2 separate regions of the Mus musculus genome follow, and region 1 is linked to region 2. Evidence: chromatin loops called from intact Hi-C (ENCODE). Cell type or tissue: heart. All regions are shown on one strand. Links, peaks and the distances in the headings refer to the core of each region. The heading gives the core; the rest is flanking DNA.

Region 1 (11,011 bases), core at 1,444-9,443, 50 kb before region 2:
ACTTGTGCAACTTGTAATGTGGATGCTTTTCCTCTGAAATAAAAATGTATTTACTTTATTTCCTTAGTAGGACATCATTGGAATGATATCTTGAGTGTGTTGAACTCAAAGCAGTGAGCTGATACATCTAATGAAGATGAGAGTATGGAGGTATCTTTGTGTGTGTGTGTGTGTGTGCTTGCCTCATGCCCATGTACTCATATGCCCATGTTTGTTAGCTGAGTGTTAGATCAGGATTAAAGAGACTACACTGCCAGGCTTTTGACTTGGTGAAGGGCAAGATATAATATTCATAAGAGACTCCGGTCTTAAATCTGTTCCCAAGCTCCCAAGACAAGTAACATGAACAGTTCTTGTCATCATATCCCAACTTTCTTTCCAGTTTGAAAGAAGCCACTATTTTCAGTATGTAAGGCTGCTTCCTGGTAACTCTTGCTTCTCAGCAGTTCAGTTATCTTTTTCATCCATGAAACACGTACAGAATAGTCATTGTGGATCTAGTATTGTGCTAGACTGAAGTCCCTGCCTTTACAGGGAACTCTGCAGTAGTGAGCAGAGTCGCAGTTTGCACATTATTCGTGTTTTGAAGGGATGTGAGGTTTAAATCAGAGGCAGACAAACAGAGTAAAATCCCCAAGGTAGATACTATTTGAACTGAGGCTTGGAAAATTAGAAATGACTAGACAAAACTGTACACTTGTAGTGCCCTATGGCTGTGAGGAGACACCATAACCACAGCAACTTTTATAAAGGAAAACATTTCCTTGAGCTCGTGTGTGTGTGTGTGTGTGTGTGTGTGTGTGTGTCCATCTTCAGTGGAAAGGTACAGAGATATAATGGAGATTACACAACAAAGCAGTTTAAAGAGGTCTTATGCTTTTGTAGGTGAGGACCCCTGTGGGAGTTTGAATGAAAATGGCCCTCCTTGGCTCACAGGGAGTGGTATTATTGGAAAGGTTTAGGACTGTGGTCTTGTTGGAGTAGGTGTGGCCTTGTTGGAGTAGGTGTGGTCTTGTTGGAGTAGGTGTGGTCTTGTTGGAGTAGGTGTGGTCTTGTTGGAGTAGGTGTGGTCTTGTTGGAGTAGGTGTGGTCTTGTTGGAGTAGGTGTGGTCTTGTTGGAGTAGGTGTGGTCTTGTTAGAGTAGGTGTGGTCTTGTTGGAGTAGGTGTGGCCTTGTTGGAGGAAGTGCATCACTGGGGAGTGGGCTTTGAGGTTTCAGAAGCTCAAGCCAGGCCCGGTGTCTGTCTTTCCGCTGCTGGTGGATCCAGATGTAGAACTCTCGGCTACCGTTTCAGCAGCTTGGCTGCCTGTGTGCCACTGTGTGTTTTTTTTTGCCATGACAATGGACTAAATTTCTAAACAGAAACCAGCTCCAGTAAAATGTTTTCCTTTACAAAAGTGGCTATGGTTATGGTGTCTCCTTGCAGCAATAGTGTGTTCACTAAGACAGCCACAACAGAGGGCTCTTAACTACAGCAACATGTACCTGGAACCTGGCATACAACTGAAGAACCATGAATATTAATGAAACAAATGACTGACTTCAAGATCTAACTTTGTACATTTGTGGCCCCCTACCTGAACTGAGAGCAACATTTTAGCACTTGGCTTTTCCTATTGACTTTCTTTCTTTCTTCCCCTCCCCACCCCGACAATCATAAGGAAGAAACTCTGCTGTTTGACAGCTATTCTTAGCCATTTTCTGTTCTTCTCATTTGTCACCTGCTCTTAATTTTGCCAACATTACTGATTGATCTGACAATTCTCTTCATGCTGGTGACACAGAATATTTGTGTCAAACACAGTCAGTTTTCTGAGACAGGGAATCAGACCATCATTACATCTAATTCAAGATATATGTATGCATACATTTTGTAAGGCAAAAGAAAATGCTAGAGTTAAAAACAAATAACATGTGTTCCTTTTCTTCTTCTTCTTCTTCTTCTTCTTCTTCTTCTTCTTCTTCTTCTTCTTCTTCTTCTTCTTCTTCTTCTTCTTCTTCTTCTTCTTCTTCTTCTTCTTCTTCTTCTTCTTCTCCTCCTCCTTCTCCTTCTCCTTCTCCTTCTCCTTCTCCTTCTCCTTCTCCTTTCTCCTTCTCCCTCTCCCTCTCCCTCTCCCTCTCCCTCCCCCTCCCCCTCCCCCTCCTCTTCCCCCCTCCCCCTCCCCTTCCCCTTCTCCTCTCCTCTCCTCTCCTCCTACTCCTCTTCCTCCTCCTCCTCCTCCTCCTTCTTCTCTTGCTTTTTTTTCCCCCCAAGACAAGGTCTCACTATATAACACTGGTTGTCTTGTAGCTCATGATATTGATCCAGCTGGCCTTGAACTCACAAAGCTCCTCCTACTTCTGCTTCCCATCTGCTGGGATTAAAGGCATATGCCACTACATCTGGCTTGTGTATCTTATGCCAAAGTGTTTAAACATAAGTGGTAGAACCAATAACCAATAGCACTGAACCTGGCTAGGAGTCTGGCATAAGATAATTCTTCCTTTTGTATTTAACTCATGAACTACGTTGTGCCTTCTAACCAAGATTTTAATAGGTGATGACTCGAGAAGCCAGAAACTGACAGCAATTAAACAGATATGAAGGCCACACTTGATTTTGGACTTAAATCAATGAGATTTATCAAAAAAAAATTACTTTTATGAGATGGCAGAAAATGCATTTCAGAGGAATTCAGTAAATTGAAGCTGATTCAATTAAAAAACACCCCATTTGTTCACAAGATCCACTGATGGTTTAGAATTTACTTCTGGTGGTTTGAGTTGTCATTGCCCCTTTGCAGATATTTCCATAAATACCCTCCTCACCGCCAGGATCTCTCTGCTTTACAAACAAGGTTCGGTTCATTTTTCTTTGGTCGAGGGTTCTGGCCAGCTTCAGCCAGCTATGGCTGCATGTTCACTGTTTACATCAGTCATCGTCTGTGTTGTTTTTAGTTTGTTCTTCAAATTTTCCACATTTTTTTTTTTTTAGTTTTAACACCACCCCTTTATTATAATGATGCCCTGCCCTTTTTCTGTGTTTGCAGTATTTAAAGACTTTCTGTTTTCAAGGGATGAAAAGCAAGCACTCAGTTGCTGCTGAGGAGAGCGTGTGGAGGGGACACTAGAGCATCTCTAAAACACGTCGAAGATGGAAGGAAAATAAGAACCGTGGAGTCAGCAGGTCCCTGGCTCTGCTTTCTTAGGCTCATCCATTCTGCTCTGTGTTTTCTGTTCCCAACCTTTCTTACGGCTGCTCTACGGCCCCTTATTGGTTGCTTTCTTACGGCTGCTCTACGGCCCCTTATTGGTTGCTTTTGCTGGAACGGGTCCAACCCTCCTGCCCGTATTCTAAACCTACCAGCGTTATTTTAATATCTCAATTAATAAGGCTAATTTCTGGACCTCCAGGCCAGAGAAGTCCAATTTCCTTAAATTATGAGTGAGCTCTTCGTAGGGTAGCTATTTTTTTTTGCATTACGGTAGGAAATGGGTGCCATTTGGCCTAAGCAGGTCTCTTTGAAGTGGGTGTGAACATTAGGTAATGATAGGCATCTCAAGTACTCCTGCAGCATCCTACTCAGTGGCGAGGGTAGAAAACTGAAACAGATATGGCAACCTGTCAGTGCTCACAATTATGTGCTTCCTTTTAAACTAAGAATTCCACATCGTTTCTTTCAGTGCACTGGCTTTCAAGGCTGCCTCTGTACCAGGGTAGGAAGCCAGAAATGATTTTCCCCCCCAATCATATAAAGTTCTCAGTAGCTAAATAAAATGCTTAGATCTCTTAGAGGCAATATTCAAAAGGAAAGCCTTTCTTTCATATGCTTTTTGCTTTATCGGAGCTCATATTTATGAATAAAGCCAACCCATGGGCCAGTCAATTAACCAACGAACTAAAACCCAACTCTGGTTACTATAACTACGTTTCACATACTTTCAGCATGGCGCATCATAATATTATTTAGTTTCTTAGCAGGCACTTAATCATGCTTATAGACCAGTCTAGGAACGTTTGTTTATTTATGTATTGATTTATTTTTAAGAAAGCTTTTCATACATACTGTATCTTTGGCCTTTGATAGTAACTGTTACGCATTTCAAAAGTAAAAATCATTTTACGGGCTGAAGAGACCACTCAGAGGTTAAGAGTACCTGCTGTGCCGGGCAGTGGTGTTGCATGCTTTTAATCCCAGCATTTGGGAGGCAGAGGCAGGCAGATTTCTGAGTTCAAGGCCAGCCTGGTCTACAGAGTGAGTTCCAGGACAGCCAGGGCTACACAGAGAAACACTGTCTCGAAAAGCAAACAAAAACAACAAAACAAACCAACCAACCAAACAAAAGAGTACCTGCTGCTCTTTCAGAATTTGCTCAATACCAATATGGTAGCTGTCTCTAACTCCAGTTGTAGGGGATTTGACACCCTCTTCTGGCCTCCGTGGGTACTGCAGGCATGTGGTGCACATACATATATGCAGGTAAAAACATTGACACACATAAACTAAAAGTAAATTAGTGTTTAAAAATTCATTTTGCTAGTCTTTGGAGAAATATATTTAGTGTCTTCTCTTCCTCCCCTCCCCTCTGTTTTTAATGCTGGAAATAGAATTTAGGGCCCTGTCCATCTTTGTTAAATACTGAACTACATTCCCAGGCTAAATCACTTGCTATTGTCACAGAGTACATAAAAACCAGCTTGTAGGATTGCCGTTTTCCAAGTCTGATCTATTTCCTCTTTCTTGCTTTTAGGATCCTTTTAGGATTTCCCCAGTGAACACAGATATACATCTGATAATTTTGATTTTTGTCTATTGACTGCAGAGATACAATAGCTCCTGAGCAGCCCTCTCCTTTCTCCTTCTTAATAACCATGCATCCTTGAGGAAGTTCTGTCTGTACAACGTGCCTCAGTTTCCTCACACACACAATGGGATAGTCAGACCTCAGTACCTGGGAAGCAGGCTGTGACGATGAAGTAGAATCATACATGGGAAAGGGCTTTGTAAACGGAAAGGCAGCACAGAGCTCTAAGGGGGTATTATCATTTATTTTACAAGCCAACAGAAATCAAAGCTCTGGTTTCACAGCCAGGAGGATTTTTCTGTCACAGATCTAATTCTTAAAGCTCGGCTTTGCCTAGTTAATGAATACTCTCGAAATAAAGATCCCTTTTACTGCTTTGATTTTTTTGGTCACTTCCCTTTACTCTGATTCAAAGTCACATGGGGAGGTGCTCTTATAAAGCCATTGTTTAATTTAGAGTCTTCATACTGCGCGTGTGTCCGGCTATTCTCCTGTCTCAGTCTCAGAGGAGCCTTTGAGGGCAGACCTTGTTTCTTTCCCTTACGTATAGTTTGGCAACAAACGAGGTGTTTTGAATGGGGATGTAACCTGTCACCTCACGGAAAGAGCACATCCTGCTCTGAAGGGGTGGCCTCGGTGCCAGTGGAGGACCGTGCTGGTGTTTTGACTTGTGACTCAGGCAGGAGCTGTGGAATTGCCTTGCTGTACCGCGGCACAATGACCCTGGGAGAAGTTCCCAGACGGAGCAGAGCTCTTCTCTTCAGCCACCAGGACTTTGAGTCTTACTGTTGTCTAGTTGGTGTTTAGGACAGGACACTGAGCCTAAAACTTTCCACATTTATAAGCAGGGAAAGTATAAAACATACTTAAAAGTCACTGATATAAGCAGATCTGCTTTGATTATTAATCTTCAACGCAGAGTGGGTTTGCTTTCCATAAGTCTCTCTAAATAAGTTTTCAGTGGAGATAACTGTTTCAGGGTTTTGGGTATAAATATCACCATATCTATCTATCTATCTATCTATCTATCTATCTATCTATCTATCTATCTATCTACCTGTGTGTGTATACACATATCCATATATACACACACATATATATTATATGTATATGTGTATACACACACACACACATATATATATATATATACATATACACACATATTTTATGTGTATATATACATATATACACATGTGTTTTATATACCACATGTAGACATTTATGTTATCTCTCTAGATGTATATATGTTTATACATATATATGCATACTTACACATGTAATATATACATCTATTATATATACATATATAAACATAATATTTTTATTGATTCTTTGGGAATTTCACATCATGTACCCCATCACACTCAGTTCCCAGTCCTTCCATATCTGCCTACCCAACCTTGTGACGTGCCACACCCAAAGAAAATAAATATTAAAATAAGAATAAGTTTAATTGCTTTATCTATGTACTCAGTGGAGCAAACTCACACTCTCAGTGGCCTGCCAATTCAATAGAGCTGAGTTGCTCCCCTCCTGGACTCCTGCCGGAAGCCGTCACTTGTGGAGAGCTGACTTCAGCATCCTTATCACACTTCCTAAGAGTTCTTTCAATGGCTTCCTGTTCAGGCTGCTACTCTTTTAGGGGTGTGGAGTGGGGGTTGTGTTAGGGTCAGGGAAGGGGTTACTTTTGCATTGATATAGATGATTGTGGAGGCATAGTTGAAAGGAGGAGACATGGAAGGTTTCTGTTCATTATATGTTAATCTTCTAAAGCCTTTGTCATGAAGGTGTTGAAGCCAGGAGAACAAGAGACACAGAACCTTCACAGTCATAATTCTGTGGACACTATTTAAAGTACAGCAGAAAATGGAAGAACCAAAAGCTAATCTCCTATCTCTGGCCTTTTGTGTAGTTTGTGATGCTTGTGAAGTAGGTGTGTTCCTCTACATCCGTGTGTGTATGCTTGTGAGCTGATGCATGTGTGCATATTTATGAGTATTCATGTACACGTGTGTGTGTGTGTGTGTGTGTGTGTGTGTGTGTACACATCTGTGTGGAGGCTGACACCAGGTGCTTTCCATGTTATGTTTTAAGACAGGACTCTCTCTCTCACTCTCTCTCTCTCTCTCTCTCTCTCTCTCTCTCTCTCAACCCAGTGCTTGATCAGCAGATTTAGGGACACTGTTGTTTGTTTGTCTCCGGTGCTGTGATTAGTGCCCTGTGACACTGTACACCACCTTTAAAGTTTGGATTCTGAAGATTATAACTAGTTTCTCATGAGCCATCTTCCCAGAATAGTTCTGCCTAGTTTATTTCTGTTTTACTTTGTTTTGTTTTATTTTTACCTTATTTTTCTAAAACCCAGATTTGTGGTGATCAACACAGGCGCATCAAGTGGGGTGCCTCAGCAGCGGTTAGGGCTTCTCAAGTGTCTGAATTAGTCTAAACTTTTTTCACCACTGGAATTGTGAAGTCCCAGGCCTATGAAATGGATTGTAATACAGTTTGGCTGGTAACCACATTCTTACATTTTTGGTTGTGAGCCTAACCTTTAACGGCTGAGCCATCTCTCCAGCCCTGGTAACCACATTCTTGAAGCCCACATTTACCTCTAATCAGAAATAAATACAGGACTGAGAATCTTTTTAAAAATGATATAGTTTTATTAACTCTCTGAGAATTTCCTATATCCAGTGTATATTGATATTCACTTTCCATTCCTTCCCTGAGCTCCCAGACTCACCTTTACCCTTCTCAACTCCAGTTTGTTCTTCCCGTATACTCACGAGTGTGGGTCATCACCTTCAGCATGGGGGAACTTATCAGGGGCACAACGTTAAGGAAAAATGGCCCTCTTCTTCCAGAAGCCATCAGCTGTCAGTAGCCCCTCAGCCTAGGGTGGGGCCTTGTGAGGCTCCTCCCCCTCCGCGCTGGCGTACTGGGTTGCCTGATCTTAAGCAGATCTTGGGCAGGCCACACTATAAAGGGCACATATTGTGAGTTCACGACTACAGCAGGGCCTCTGGCTTCCTCTCTGACCTCTGGCTTTTACAGTCTTGTTGCTGCCTCTTTGGTAGTATGAAAGCTAGCCAGCAAGGGAAGTTTCCTCTCAAGTATCAACTTGACTTTTTCATGTCCTGTCATCGTGGTGTGTGGTATCTTCAGCAACAGAGTCTTTCCACGGGACTGAAATTCTAATCTTATACTTCATGGTTCCATTTTTTGGTCTGTTCCTCTGCTAGTGAATTTATTCCTAACTTACAAAAGAAAAGAAGAGAAGAGAAGAGAAGAGAAGAGAAGAGAAGAGAAGAGAAGAGAAGAGAAGAGAAGAGAAGAGGAGAGGAGAGAAGAGAAGAGAAGAGAAAAGGAAGAAAGGAGAGAGAGCACTTAGCTTTTTAATAACCACAGAATCAGGACTTTATAAGTCCTAGTTTTCATTAGTACTTTATTTCTTTATAATTAAGAAGCCTGATAGAGAGATTGTGAATGTTTATTTTATTTTATTTTTTTTACCATGTACACAGTCTTTTAATATGGGCAACTCCTTGTGAGGTCTGGCTTGAGCATCTCTGGATTTCCCCCAAGAGTGCCTCAGGTGAAGCCACGAGCAGGTGCAGCCAACCATATGTTTGTTGATTCCTTGGAGATGTTCAGCAACTGAGTGATGCGTGATCTATGACCAGACTGCTGCTCTGAGGGTCAGGTGCGGAACATTTGTGAACTATTTAGGAAATAAGTTACTTGGCTCGACTTGTGTACAAGGTTTACAGAATAATAAAGACCTAAGATGGAGGGAAGAATTCCCCCCTCCCCAGCTCGTCTTAAAACCACCTTGAATGTGATTATTGATGCAACCTGTAGATGTAATGATATTAATGATTACAAAATATTCACAAGTGTACATGAAAATGTAGAGTGGTAGCCAGAAGACTTATACCACCATCTCTCTCTTAGATGGCTGGACTCGCCTCTTAAGTGGTTTTCTTGCTTTGGCTATGCATTTATTATATCCATAACACAATGGCTATAGTGATCTTGTTACAGTATGAGTGGATCTCTGCTCAAAAACTTCCCAATGGTTCTCTATCATACACAGAGTACAAGTCTTATAATGGTCAGCATACTTTAAGTTTATCTCCTCTCAATTCCATCTGCTATGTTTATCCTACCCTTCCCTGTAGGCATAATGTTACTGTTTCCCATATAAAGATAATTCTTGTATTACTCAAATGTTGACTTCTGTGTCCCCATGTTTGGTTGTAGTCCTTACTCTGAGACTCTCCTGCCTCCATGTGGTATAAACATTGCTCTCCAGTTATTCCCTGATTGGTCAATAAAGAGCTGATCAGCCAGCGACAGAACAGGGAGAAAATAGGGCTGGACTTCCTCCCAGCAAGGGGATCGAGAGGGAGAGAAAGGAAGTGGAGATTCAGCCAGGAGAAAAGGGTCCCCGAAACATCATAAAAACATCTGGAACAGAGAAAGTCACACAATGCAAGCATCTCAGGGATTTTGCCAGGTTAGTTTATCGGATTAAAATAGATTAACACTGCTCATTCATTGTGCCTCAAAGCTGTTCAATAAATAAAATAGTCTTTTCTCAATTATTTGGGAGCTAGCTGGGTTAAGAAAAAAATGCAACTAACATATGCCCTTGCTGAACACACACAGTTTAGGCAGTACTTATACCTGACATCTCTAATGTTGCTTCTTTGTTTAATTTCTTTCTTTCTTTTTTTTTTTTTTTTTTTTTTGGTTTTTGGAGACAGGGTTTCTCTGTGTAGCCCTGGCTGTCCTGGAACTCACTTTGTAGATCAGGCTGGCCTTGAACTCAGAAATCTGCCTGCCTCTGCCTCCCAAGTGCTGGGATTAAAGGCGTGTGCCACCATGCCTGGCTATTTGTTTAATTTTTATACCAAACATTTATCGCCAACTAACACTCTCCATGTTGTCAGCCCTTATAGCATTCTTTGTTTGTGTTAGCCTGGTAGATAACAAACTCTAACAGGATAAGGATTTCTTTTGTGCACCCGTGTGTTCCTGTTCTGTAGTGCCTAGTACTGTGTGGTATGCGTGTTGGGGACCAGCCGTGGTTCAGCATCCTCTGTTTCCTCCCTCAGAGTGACCAGGTGCTGGAAGGATGAAGCAGAGTTTGGAATGGGTGGGGTCTGCAGGCTCCAGGTTTGGCTAGGAGTGGGTGGGGGGATGGGAGGGTAGGAGGGTGGGATATACCTTCTCCAAAGAAGGCCTTCTCTGAGGATTTTAATGTTATAGCTCTTTTAGACTACATCCAACGGAGCAGTTCTCTTAGATAATCTTCAGAAAGACAGCTGGTGTGCGTACACCTTATACACCAAGGGCTATATATGAATCTTGGAGAGTGGGAAGGAGTTTTCAGGGTGAATGTAAAATCATTGGCTAGAGTTTAAAGTACTATGAATGCCCTGCTGGAAAAAGGGGAGTCCCCCATTTTGTACCAAGTTCAGAGGTAGACTTTGACCTTAATTAGCAGGATTTCCAAACAGTACTGAGCCCAGTTTTTAAAATCCCTCAAGAAATATTTATTCAGTTACTTTTAAAGTTATACATATATACATATATGTATGCATGCGTGTACACACATGTCTACTAAGGCACAAAGCGTGTAAAGGCCAGAAGACAACTTTGTGTTTCATTTCTCACCTTCTACTTCATCTGAGACTGAACCGTTATGAGCCACTATGTCAGGCAAACTATTGGTACATGAGCTTCCATGGCATCTTCTGTCCTCACCTCCATGTATGAGAACTAGAATTACAGGCGTGCCATACTATATCTGGCTTCACCTAGGTTGTGGGGAATCTGGCCTCAGATCCTCACGCTTGCTGCCTAATCCCTTAACCATCACCCTCCTGAGCCACTGCCCAAGACGGTAAACTGAAGGTGTGCAGGGTGGTTCTCTCACACGCTCGTCATGATGTAGCTATGGCTAGTGAAGCCATCACTACAGTAAAGCAGGCTAGCATCCTCGCCGTTTCCTGTGTCCACCTTTCCACCTTTCCTGAATATAGGAGACCCTGTTAGAGAATTCGCATCATCTCTCATGCTATCAAGCATGCGATTATCCATCTATTCAATAATATGGTAGGAGAGGAAACGACACATAGCCCACCATTCCAGAGATTTGTGTTGTGTGAATTGCTGTGTGGGTTTTCCCAGATGCTATAAGGGGAAAGATTTTATTTTC
Region 2 (11,011 bases), core at 1,819-9,818:
CATTATGTCAAATTGACAGAGTCGATGCGCTATTTCTGGAGGTGTGTATGTGCTTGTGTGCATGCGTGAGTGTGTGTGTGTGTGTGTGTGTGTGTGTGTGGTACATGGATATGACTGTGTGGGTGTGTGTAGGCATAATATTGCTGTGCATTGTGTAAAGTTTACCCTTGTGTTATTCAAATGTTGATTTCTCAGCATTTCCCTCATATTTTGTTTCAACTGGGACATAGCATTTGTAAGGCTTAAGTCAAGAATCTCCTGCCTCAAGTTTATGTAAATGGTGCTTACCATTTATTCTCTGCCTTGTCAATAAAAACCCATCACCCAATGGCTGGGCAGAAGAGAGAAGAGGGTGGGACTTCTGCCATCCAGGGGAGGAATGGAGAGAGGGAGGAAGGGAGAGAAAGAGAGAGGGAGAGGGAAGGAGAGAGAAGTGGGGGAGGAGGGGAAGAGGAAGAAAGATTGAGCCACCAGGAGGGAGAAGGAGAAACATCATAAGAGTTCAGCTGGAGCATGGAAGGCCCTAAATGCAAGTATTATGGGGACTTTGGCTAGGAAGTAGTCAGATTAGTTTAGAGGATTAAAGTACAAAGCAATGACTGCCCAGGTATTGTGGTAAATGTCTGTTAGATAAATCATCTTCTTTGTCATTATTGGGGAATTAGCTAGGATAAAGAAAAACAGCCACTATATTAATTTGTTGCCTACATTTATATTAAAATTAACATTTACAGGAATGTGTGGGTGTGTGCATATGGGCCAGATCTCTCTCTCTCTCTCTGCCTCTCTCTCTCTCTCTCTCTGCCTATTACCTTGAGTGATCTCTCATGAAACTAGAACCTGCCATTTGGCTAAGCTGCTCTGCCAGTAAGCTCCTGGGGCCAGTTTTTCATGTTCTTCAATACTGGGGCTACAGGCACGTACAACCATGGTTGACTTTTGCTAGGGGTGCTGAAAATTCAAACTCGAGTCCTCAGAGGACACAGCATGTGTTCCTATTCACTGAACCAAACTTGCCAGAAGCATCAACCCAATGTTCGTGGAAAGAATTAGCTACTCATGTTACTATGTTGTTTGGGGAAGGTTTATAAATTATGTAATATACAAAGTATCAATTATCCTTAAATGCTGGGATCCCAGACTTGCTTATCCTGAGATTTGAGATTTGCAAGAGAAAAAACAGTTCCAGAATTTTGAACCAAATTTGAAGCAAGCTTTTATCAAATACCGACCCGGATGGGCACTGGTCAGGTCCATTCTGGGATTCCCAGGAAATGGCCATGATTCACATTTTGCACGGGCTTAAAAAGGCAAAACCTCACAGTTCATTGCATTTCCTATAAGGTTCAGTCAGGGGCTAGCACACATCCTGACACATATTATGCCTACAAGCATATCTGGTGTTGTTGGTTCAAACAAACTTGTGTCGGGTGAAAATATGTGGCTTGTTTTTTCCCAAGAACTACAGCTCCCAGCATCAGGAAGTTACCATGCCCTTGGCCAAGAGGGGCTTCCGGGTTAACTTTGGCTCTTCCAACACTACAAATTGAACCGAATGCAGCCTCTTCTCTTTTCACAAAGTACTTATTGCAGAGTACTCTCTTCTTTTCCCTTACAATGGCATCCATGCCTAGAGCCTATGAATACGTTACCCTCCATGGTTGGTACTCTCAGTCGAGTTACATTGATCCTCAAAAGGGGAGAGTGCGCGCATGCTGTACTCCCAGAGAACGGGATGCGCCAGTGAAACATGACCAGGAAGATGAAGATGAGAGATGAGCCGTGCGCTAATGGATCCAAGCCTTTCTAGAAGCTAGAAAGCACCGCTGCCATTCTTAGCCCAGGGAGAGCCACACCTACTTTCTGACCTGAAGAACTGTGAGCTTATAAATTCATGTTGTTCTAAGTTTCTGTTTGTAGTGATTTGTTTATGCTGTAATAGAAAAAGAAAGAAAGAAAAAAAAGAAGCCAATTTGCGATTTCTTCTGCTCCTTTCTCCCTCTGACTTTGGGGGAAAACAGTGTGAAGTTACCAGATACAAGCTCTTCCGTTGTCTCTCTTTCAAACAGCTTAGGGTGAAGGCATTCCATCACTATTGGGGAAGCAGTAGTGTTCCTGATTGCTTCTGTCCTTCCAAAGATGGGGTATAGGCAACCGGGTGGAGGGAGACCCACCTGTCTCCCTGGAAAAGTGTACTTATTTGATAATTACAAAACTGCTTCCATTTATATCTGTTCGGTGGCCTCTGTTAGATATGCTAGTGCTGTAGCTGGTCCTACCTGACTTTTGAGAGTGTCTTTGCTGGTATTGATTTGAAGTAATGAAACCCAAGAAGCAGAAGAGAGAGAGATGTACCTGTTTAATCTGTCACTTGCCACCTTTGACCCTGGTCATTGAGGTCCAGTTGTTAATCACCCTTGGCGTCTGCTGGTCATGTGTCCTCCTTAGTGTTTCTGCAATGGCCGGAGACCACATGGGAGCTTTAGTGTCTTTGGCATGCTATGTGTAAGTCACGAGTGGTTAAAAGCCTTGTTGTAATTTTTTTCGAACAAATGTGCTGTTGCATGATTATGTTTTAAATGTCTCCCAGTTTCTACCAATACAGCTAAACAGTTGAGCTACTGGTTATGAAGCCCTTAAATTCCTGCCCCCCAACAGTTGTGTTAATGTCCCATCCCATCACTATGTAAAGTGGGTGTCCATGGTGTGTCGGTTCAGGCAGCTGACATGCTCACACTGCCTGTCTTTCTTCTCTTAAGCCAATTCAGATTCAAACTGTCTTGATCACAGTCCTTTCTCAGCACTGCGAAGGAGTCTTCTATTTTTTGTGCTGTCAAGTTCAGTTTTTCATCTTTATTCAAGTTGAGCAGTGGGAGGAGTATCCTTTGCCCTAGAAAAGATAATCTATAAACTGAAGTGGCCATATTCCACTCTCCAAAAGACAGCTCTAGGACAAGACACTAGAACTTATAAAGAGTGAAAATATATAGTGGCTTCCAGCAAGTGTTGGCATATCACAGCTCGCAAGCCGGCTGACTGTTTTCATAAATAAAGTTTTATAGGAACATAGCCATGTCCACTCATTTGCATATTATCTTTGGTTTGCTTCTGAGCTACAATGGCGGAGCTCAAGAGTGATCCAGACTCCATCTGGCTGGAAAATCCCAAAATATTTTCTATGTGGCCCTTTACGAACATGCTTGCCAGCCCTTAGTTATGTCTTGTTATAGAGCAAATAACCCCCAAGATCTGGCAGCTTAAGGCAGTACTTATTATTTCATGGCTCCTGTGGGTCAGGGATAACGATTCTGGCACAGGATCCCTGAAAGGGTATCAGATCCTTTCTGATCCAGTCATTTCAAAGTTCGACTGGCTGGCACTAAAGAATTGACTTCTAGCTCCTACACATGGCAGATCTCAGTATCTCACTGGCTGTTGACTGGAGTCTTCATTTCTAGAGCATCTGAACTTCACCATGGGACTAATTGTTGCATGTCACATTTTTTCCCCCTCAAAGTAAGTGATGGGGAGGTAGTCAGAGAAAACCAGTACCCTTCTTTCGGAAGTCAGAACAGTGTTTAGCATCTCCCTGTGAACACAAAGAACTTGATCTCTCTACTGAAAGTTCTGGAATGTTGGCAGGCAAGTGGATGCTAATGCATTTAGCTGCTTCTTTTATATTTAAATCTGGGATATACGGTAACTTTTACTGTATGGAGTTTGTTAGATGTACTGAGTTTGTTAGATGTAAGCTCTAAGTCCAACCCTCATTTGAGAAGAAGTTATTGGATGGGCTCAAGGGATGGATCCCAGGGAGGAACATACCAGAAGCTGGCTATGACTTTTAGGACCTGTCTGCTCAAATTTAGCCATTCGTATAGCCACACTGTGCAGTATCTTCTATCTATTCTGGAATTTACCACCATAAAAAGCCAAGGAAAGCCAAGTAGGGTAATGTTGAAGTCAATGAGCAGCCTCATCCCAGAGAGGTTGCTAGTCTCATTGAGGCCTTCGGGCCAAATCCAGGTTAAAACCTGGAAGGTCAGAAACCTCCTGGGACACAAGTGCTCTGAGACCTTTGATCAAGGTAAGGCTGGTTGGGGGCAGTTAAGAGAGCACTTTGCCAACAATGAAAACTTCAATTCACTCACTGTGCAACAAATATTCATTGAATTCCTGGTAAGTCCAGGCAGGATTGAAGGCTTTGTGGATATAGCAATCAACTTGGAGGGGGGAAGATGGTCTCGGGCAGGAAGCAGCTGACAGCAGGTGCTTCCTCTGACGCTGAGAGCTAGTAAGTGACTTCCTAGGCTATGACCCCTTTCCAGTATTTGTGGGAAGGAGAAGATATTTCAATAAAATGATAGCAGACAGACCGGAGATTCTAGACACTTTTTAAACACATTCTTAGTACATTTGGATTCCTTGCTAGTTCAAGTGATGCTTTTTAAATGCTTGTTGCCCTGAAGTTTGTGAGTCTATGCAAAGGCATTTAGTGGCAGAGCCTTAAAAGCTGGAGACCTTTCTAATGCGGTTCCTAATGCTGCAAGCCTTTAAATATAGTTCCTTGGGTTATGGTGACCCTGCAACCATAAGATTATGTTGTTGCTACTTTATAACTTTGCTACAGTTACGAATTATAATGTAAATATATGATATTCAATGGTCCTAGTTGACCCCTGAGAAACAGATTGAAAAAACTTGCTGAAGATTGTGGAAAGTATCAACTGGCTACTTTGTTGTTGTTTTACAATGCTTTGTTTAGTCATTTTGTGAATAGGCATACATTTTCACCGGACTAAAACTCACACTGTATTTACTTAATCATCTGTCTGTACTCTGCTCTAGGAGCCTCTGCCAACCCCCAAACCTCAGCGTTTCATACCGAAATGGATGTAGAGAGGAGAGATGGAGAGAGGAGGAGACTTTCCCTGGTTTAGCTTGAACTGTAAAGGACCGTTGTCTGTGGTTCAGGGGTGTTGGAGCAGAGGGGGCAGAGGGAAGGAGCAATATAGACAGCTTTGCTTTTAGGACTCTATACAAGCTTTTGATCTTCACATAAAGTGAATTTCTCTCTGGGTGATTGAAAGCCAGTTCTAGAACCCAGTTAGGCTTAAGGACTCCATCTCTTATATTCGCAGCGATGTAGATTTTTTTTTTCAGGCTGACACTGAACTCTGTACATCTCCTAAAAATGTCTATTTCAGTCATTCACATTTCTGAATGGGGAGAGTCAGAGGCTAGGGAGCCAGTAAAGTGCCTGTCATGCAAGCCATGAGGACCTGAGTTCAGAGCCTCAGGACCTCGTAGACACTGAATGGCATATTTGTTTTCCTGGACCTGGGGGGGGGGGGAGCGGGAGCGGGAGAACCCACAGGCAAATCCCTGGAGACCATTGGCCATCCAGGCTGGCAATCTGATGAGGTCAGTGAACAAGCCCATCTCACAAGAAATGGAAGCAGTCACCTGATGCTGATCTCTGGCTTCCACGTGCCCATGCATCCGTGTGTGCACGCACCACCAAGCACACGTGCACACGCTTACATGAAAAAGTTCATGCATCACACATACAGAAATACATACAACATACTATATACAACACACACATATACACACACATAGAGTGAGTGAGAGAGAAAGAGAGAGAGGGAGAGAAAGGTGACCTCAGAAAAGCATTGCTTTCACTGCGAGAAAATTGCAAATGTCATTTTTGAATGAACCCTTGGCAAAGTGAAGTGCTCACGGAGTAGAGAAAGCCCTATCTGACTTTGAGTCGTCATTTTAACCTGGAGATTGTAATATTTGATACCAGATGTGCAAATGTTTCACACTTTCTGCAATTGGTGGTAAGGTTGTGAAACTGTAAGCCCGCCTGAGCAGAAGAGGCAAAGGGCAGAGTAGGAGAGTTTCAGGAGGTAAAGTCAGAAGCCGACGGGACTGCGGGTTGACTTTGACTGAAGGCAGCAGGATTGCTCAAGAGCAGAATCCGACAAACACCAAGAGAAAAAGGAAACGTTTCAGCAGAGTCAGCCACCCCCAGCATCTTTCTTCAAAACCCAACAAAGAAATCCCCTCTGCTGGGTGAGTTATTTCCTCTTTCTGCCCTCCAAGTACAGTGGGAAAATAAGCCCTCAGGCTGAAATAGTGAAGTTAGGAAAGAGTTGAGTAAGAAGACAGTAACGAACTAGACAAAGGAGCCTCCAGTCGTATGTCACCCACCTACCTTGGCTTTAGTAAGGTGCATTCCCTCCTCCAGATGTCATGTGACTGTTTCCCTAGGCTGTCCTGGTCCCTTGTTTACAACCGTCTTCTCTACCTGCCCTTTTTAGTGCCCCCTACAGGACTAGAAAGAAACAGCACTTTGCCTTTATCCTCATTTGCTGTAGTGTGGTTTGCGTGTTTGTTTGTTTCTTTGGAAAGATTCTCTTCAAAGCCCAAATTTGAACCCACATCTTTTGCTTCAAGAAGTATTTCTTAGCTCCTCAATTTAGGACTCCCTCCACCCCTTAGTCTAATTAATTAGTTCTTTGTTACATCGGTCATAGTGGCTCGTGTTATTTATACTTCTGTCTTCTTTACTGAACTAAAATCTCTTGAGGACTTGCCAGGAAGAAGTTTACATTCCCTATATCATTACTCTTTTGTTTCTTTAAATGGAGGCTATAAGATGCCAATGGTTGTTGATCTGAAAGGTAAACTGTTCAATAATTTTAATAGGGTTTAACAAGATCTTAGACAAAACTATCCTAATAAAATGAATTAATTTTATTTTGATTTGCTTTTTTTTCCTCTCTCTCTTTTTGCATTGTGGTGAAAGCAAAAAGAGATTCCTTCTTTTCAGATTTCTTGTTTTTAACCATTGGCCCTCGTGCCAAGGCTAGCCATTCCTGCGCCATCCTCGGGACCCACAAAGTAAAAAAAGAGAACTCACTTCCTTTGGCTTCACACCCACCCCGCCCCAATCCTGGGAAAGCCATTGTATTGTTTTCTTGCAGAACTGTTTGCTTTCAAAAGCGAAAAAGGAACTGAGGCTGCTATCTCGGAGTTCTTTACATCGAGGAAGTCACATGGGTGCATGGCTGAACAATGTTTGCTGGGGGGTTGTTGAAGATGTAAATTCTTTGCCCCTCGGAAGAGTCCTCTGTGATCCGAACAGTCTTGAAGGAACCTCGCCCGACCTTGCGGCTTTTCATCTTCAACCTCTCTCGTGCATAGTTTAAGACCCTAAGCCACATTGGCTACTGCTTCTTTTTTTAGAGACTCTCAGCAACCAGTGACTTTGATCTGCATCACACTTGAGACGATTTTCTGAAAGGTCAAAGGCGACTAGACTACCCCTTTGTCACTGTCTCTGAAGCACTCTTATCACCTTAGTGACTCCCCAGAGCCTCTCGCCTTTGACCTTGTTCTTTAGCGCTTTTTTCCTTGGGGGAGGGGAGAGTGAATTCGTTAATCCCAGGCAGGCTGGAGCTTTCTCTGTCCTTGTATTTGAAATTTAAGGCAGCTCTCCCAAGCCAGCGGCGAGTTGGGCTTAGCTTTGTTTTTGTTTTGCTTTGCTTCCTTGGCTAATTGTTTGGTAGAGATGGGTCCCGGAGCAGCTTGGTGGCTTGCAAGTTCCGCGAGAGAGTGGAATCCCAGCTTTCCAGCTCTTCTCTAGCTAGGGTCCACGTGGTCTGACACAGAAAAATAAAAATAAAATATTCAGGCTTCATAAGTACTTGAAGATTGATTGTAGGTGGAAGTGCTCACTCAGACCTTGAAAGTCGACCCGCTGCAGTTAATCGCTGGCACCATCTCATTTCCCCTTACCCCCCAACCCACCCCCTTATCCGCTTTCAGTTCCTCTTTTCCCAGCAGGTGTCCGCTTGGCGGACACTTGCTTCCCCTTGTCTCTGGCTGAGGAAAAGTGGTGGGAACTGAGGTCTGAGCATGTCTGCAGTGAGGTTTGCACACTGTTGGACCTTCTTGGGAGTGTTGCTTCACGTACTGTCTCTTGGCAATTGATTGAGGTTGCTTTTAACACTTTCATTCCTCTGTCTGTGTGTCTGTCTGTCTGTCTGTGTTCTTCCTTCCTTCCTTCCTTCCTTCCTTCCTTCCTTCCTTCCTTCCTTCCTTCCTTCCTCCCTCCCTCCCTCCCTCCCTCCCTCTCTTTCTTTCTTTCTTTCTCTCTCTCTTCCTCCTCTTCTCTTTCCTTCCTTCTTTCCTTTCTTCCTTTCTTTTTGTCTTTCCTCCTCTTTCTCCATCTGTTTTTCATTCCTTCTCTTCCTTCCTTTCTTTCCTTCTTTCTTTTGGACTGTTTATTTTATTAAAACATTTTACTGTAAATTATTTTTCTTATATTTTGATCATGTTTTTCCCCTTCCTCAGCTCCCCCCACATCTTCCAAACCTCCCTACCCACCCAACTTCACATTCTCAATCTCTTTTCCCTCCCAAACAAACAAAACCACTAAGACACACCCTCAAAAATGCCCAAACAAAACAAAGGGAAACAAAAAAAGCCCACGGTAGAATAAGACAAAACAGGTTCATTTCGTGTTGGCCAGCTCTTCCTGGCCATAGCGCCTGCCTTGGAGTGTGGTTGTTTTGCACTGTGATGTCCCATTGGGGAAAACTGCTTGTGCCTTTGCTCACAGGTATGGAATTGCAAATAATGTGTTGGTTAGGGGTGGGATCTCACCGACCTTTCCTCTTCTACATTGATCAATGGGGAAGCTTTGGAAGAAACTTTTCTAAATCACACAGCTTGCAAATACAAAGGTAGAATTTGAAGCGTGCCCTGGGTAGCTCCAGCTTCTATGGTGTAAAGTTAGGGATGAATACAATCATTTCCTACTGAGGATCGCTTGATTTACGGTAGAGAGAACAGGGCCAGCAAATCTGTCATGTGGGCAGCTGGGCTACTTAGGGTGTGGTAGGCAGGGTCTTCTCTGTCAGTAAGGAGCCTGACTCCAGCTGGTAGGGACAGGAGCCTCATAGCTCTGCAATAATCACTTAACTGAGTGTCAGTAGTCACTTGAGATTGATGGCCAAGCTCGGTCACCGCTCCTCTCTCTATCCCGCCTTTCGTGGTTTTTCTTTCATTCATCAGGGAAAATGAATTTAGTGGCTAAGCTCTTCCCTTTCATCAAAGAGAACTCCTACCTTAAAGGAAGGAGCAATTTCCTCTGTTGCAGCACAAAGTTATGAAAGCTAGGTGGGTAGGTGTGGGCAGGATGCTGGGGTCTGCTCTGCACAAATGCATGTCATACATAGTCTTGCCTATGACTTGCTTGGACGGTGGTGAGTCTCAGGACTGTATGGAGTTCTTTGGGGGACAGGATCAATAGCTAAAACAATGAATGGTTTCTCATTATCCAAGGAGATTTTGTATACACACCTTCGTCTGAATTTTAAAAGCTCTTGAAAATGAATCCATAAATATTACATAAAAACAATCAAGTGAACTGTGATTGGATCTGTATCTTCAAACAAGCCTCATATTGATACTTTGTTTATTCTTACATTTAAATATAGGCGAATGTCTTACAATTTAGCACTTTAATCAAATGCTGATCATTATAACCTGGGGACAGGGAGGAACTTAATTTTCCCGGTAAAATCATGCAATAACATTAGTTAAATTTAAATGAAACTTTGATAGGTTTTTGGTAACAAGAGTTATTTTTTGCACAGGCAGCTTTTTAAAAAAAATTTGTTTATTATATGTAAGTACACTGTAGTTGTCTTCAGACACCCCAGAAGAGGGGGTCAGATCTCACTACAGATGGTTGTGAGCCACCATGTGGTTGCTGGGATTTGAACTCAGGACCTCTAGAAGAGCAGTCAGTGCTCTTAACCGCTGTGCCATCTCACCAGCCCCAGCACAGGCAATTCTTAAAGTTCTTAAGCCTTTTCAAAAATTTTAAAAAATATGATTTTTTAAAACTTTATTACATCAAGTCCCTTATGATTTAAATTTTTGTTGGCATTTCCTCTAGGTTCCACCCCACAGTTACCTGGCAACAGTCAGGTGTGCCTGACTCATTATAAAAGGGGCTGCTTGTCCCCTCCTCTCTCTCTTGCTCTCTTCTCTTCTCCTCTTGCTCCTGCTTCCTTTACCCTCTTTCCCCTCTTCCCAGTCCCCTCCCTCCTCTCTCTCCATGTGCTCATGGCGGATCTCTACTCCTCTATTCTCTCTCTCTCTCTCTCTCTCTCTCTCTCTCTCTCTCTCTCTCTGTGTGTGTGTGTGTGTGTGTGTGTGTCTGTCTCTACTTCCGTAACACTCTTCCCCATGACCTAAATATGCTCTATTCTATACCATACCATCCATGTGGCTGGTACCTCTGGGGTAAGGGATGCCTCAGAGCATGGGCCAACAGAGGTACCACCTTCCCCCACACCATACCAAGCCTCTACCAAACATACCCCTGGCTTCTCTTTCTTATATTAAATACAATAATTTTGACTTATTATTATTCCATCTCTGTTAATTCTAGTTGTTTGTGTGTGTACTTGAGAGTATGAATGTGTGTGTGTGTGTGGGGGGGGAGCTGTAAGCTTTTTTTTTTTTTTTTTTTTTTTTTGGTTTTTTGAGACAAGGTTTCTCTGTATAGCCCTGGCTGTCCTGGAACTCACTTTGTAGACCAGGCTGGCCTCAAACTCAGAAATCCACCTGCCTCTGCCTCCCAAGTGCTGCGACTAAAGGTGTGAGACACCATGCCCGGCTGCTTGTAAGCTTTTTGATACCACCTTCTTTAAACGTCTAACATTCTAGTCTTTCTCTATTTGCCATTTCCTTGCCTATCTGTGGTATTGCATTTGCATTTCTTGCTCTAGTGTCAATGATTTTTGTACTGTTGATCAAAACTATCATACTGGGATGGGAGGAGGTACAAGGTCACATCAAGTGCTATGGGAGAAGTGGAGACTGGTGTTGCAAGAGATCACTGGGTTCTGTTGTAAAGAGTTTTGTATGTTGCTTTTGGCTTTCCCATGCCAACATGTAATTGTCAGATATGTCCTCTGGGTTG

The links. Peaks named below come from ENCODE experiments on the same cell type or tissue, not always from the same donor. Only the 100,000 strongest peaks of a DNase experiment are listed, where the experiment ranks them.
Region 1: a loop joins it to region 2, with 4 times the contacts of the local background. A loop is called at or near these places in 7 of 42 quality-filtered maps.

Annotation. Positions count from the first base shown.
Region 1 is chr10:99,404,580-99,415,590 of GRCm38, forward strand. No RefSeq gene overlaps it. Among named protein-coding and RNA genes, the nearest start is that of Gm34983, 50 kb to the right of the region's middle. In heart, for the core only: CTCF peaks have their summits at 4,418 (motif pointing left) and 9,079; a DNase peak (open chromatin) is centred at 5,362; H3K27ac peaks cover 624 bases.
Region 2 is chr10:99,453,962-99,464,972 of GRCm38, forward strand. Gm35035 (a long non-coding RNA gene) reads right to left here and starts at 6,713. Exons shown (of 3, transcript XR_872000.2): 1 at 6,224-6,713; 2 at 2,356-2,453. Gm34983 (a long non-coding RNA gene) reads left to right here and starts at 5,794. Exons shown (of 3, transcript XR_380739.3): 1 at 5,794-6,081. In heart, for the core only: a CTCF peak has its summit at 6,338 (motif pointing left); DNase peaks (open chromatin) are centred at 4,260, 5,990, 7,000, 7,860 and 1 weaker place; H3K4me3 peaks cover 1,270 bases; H3K27ac peaks cover 2,787 bases.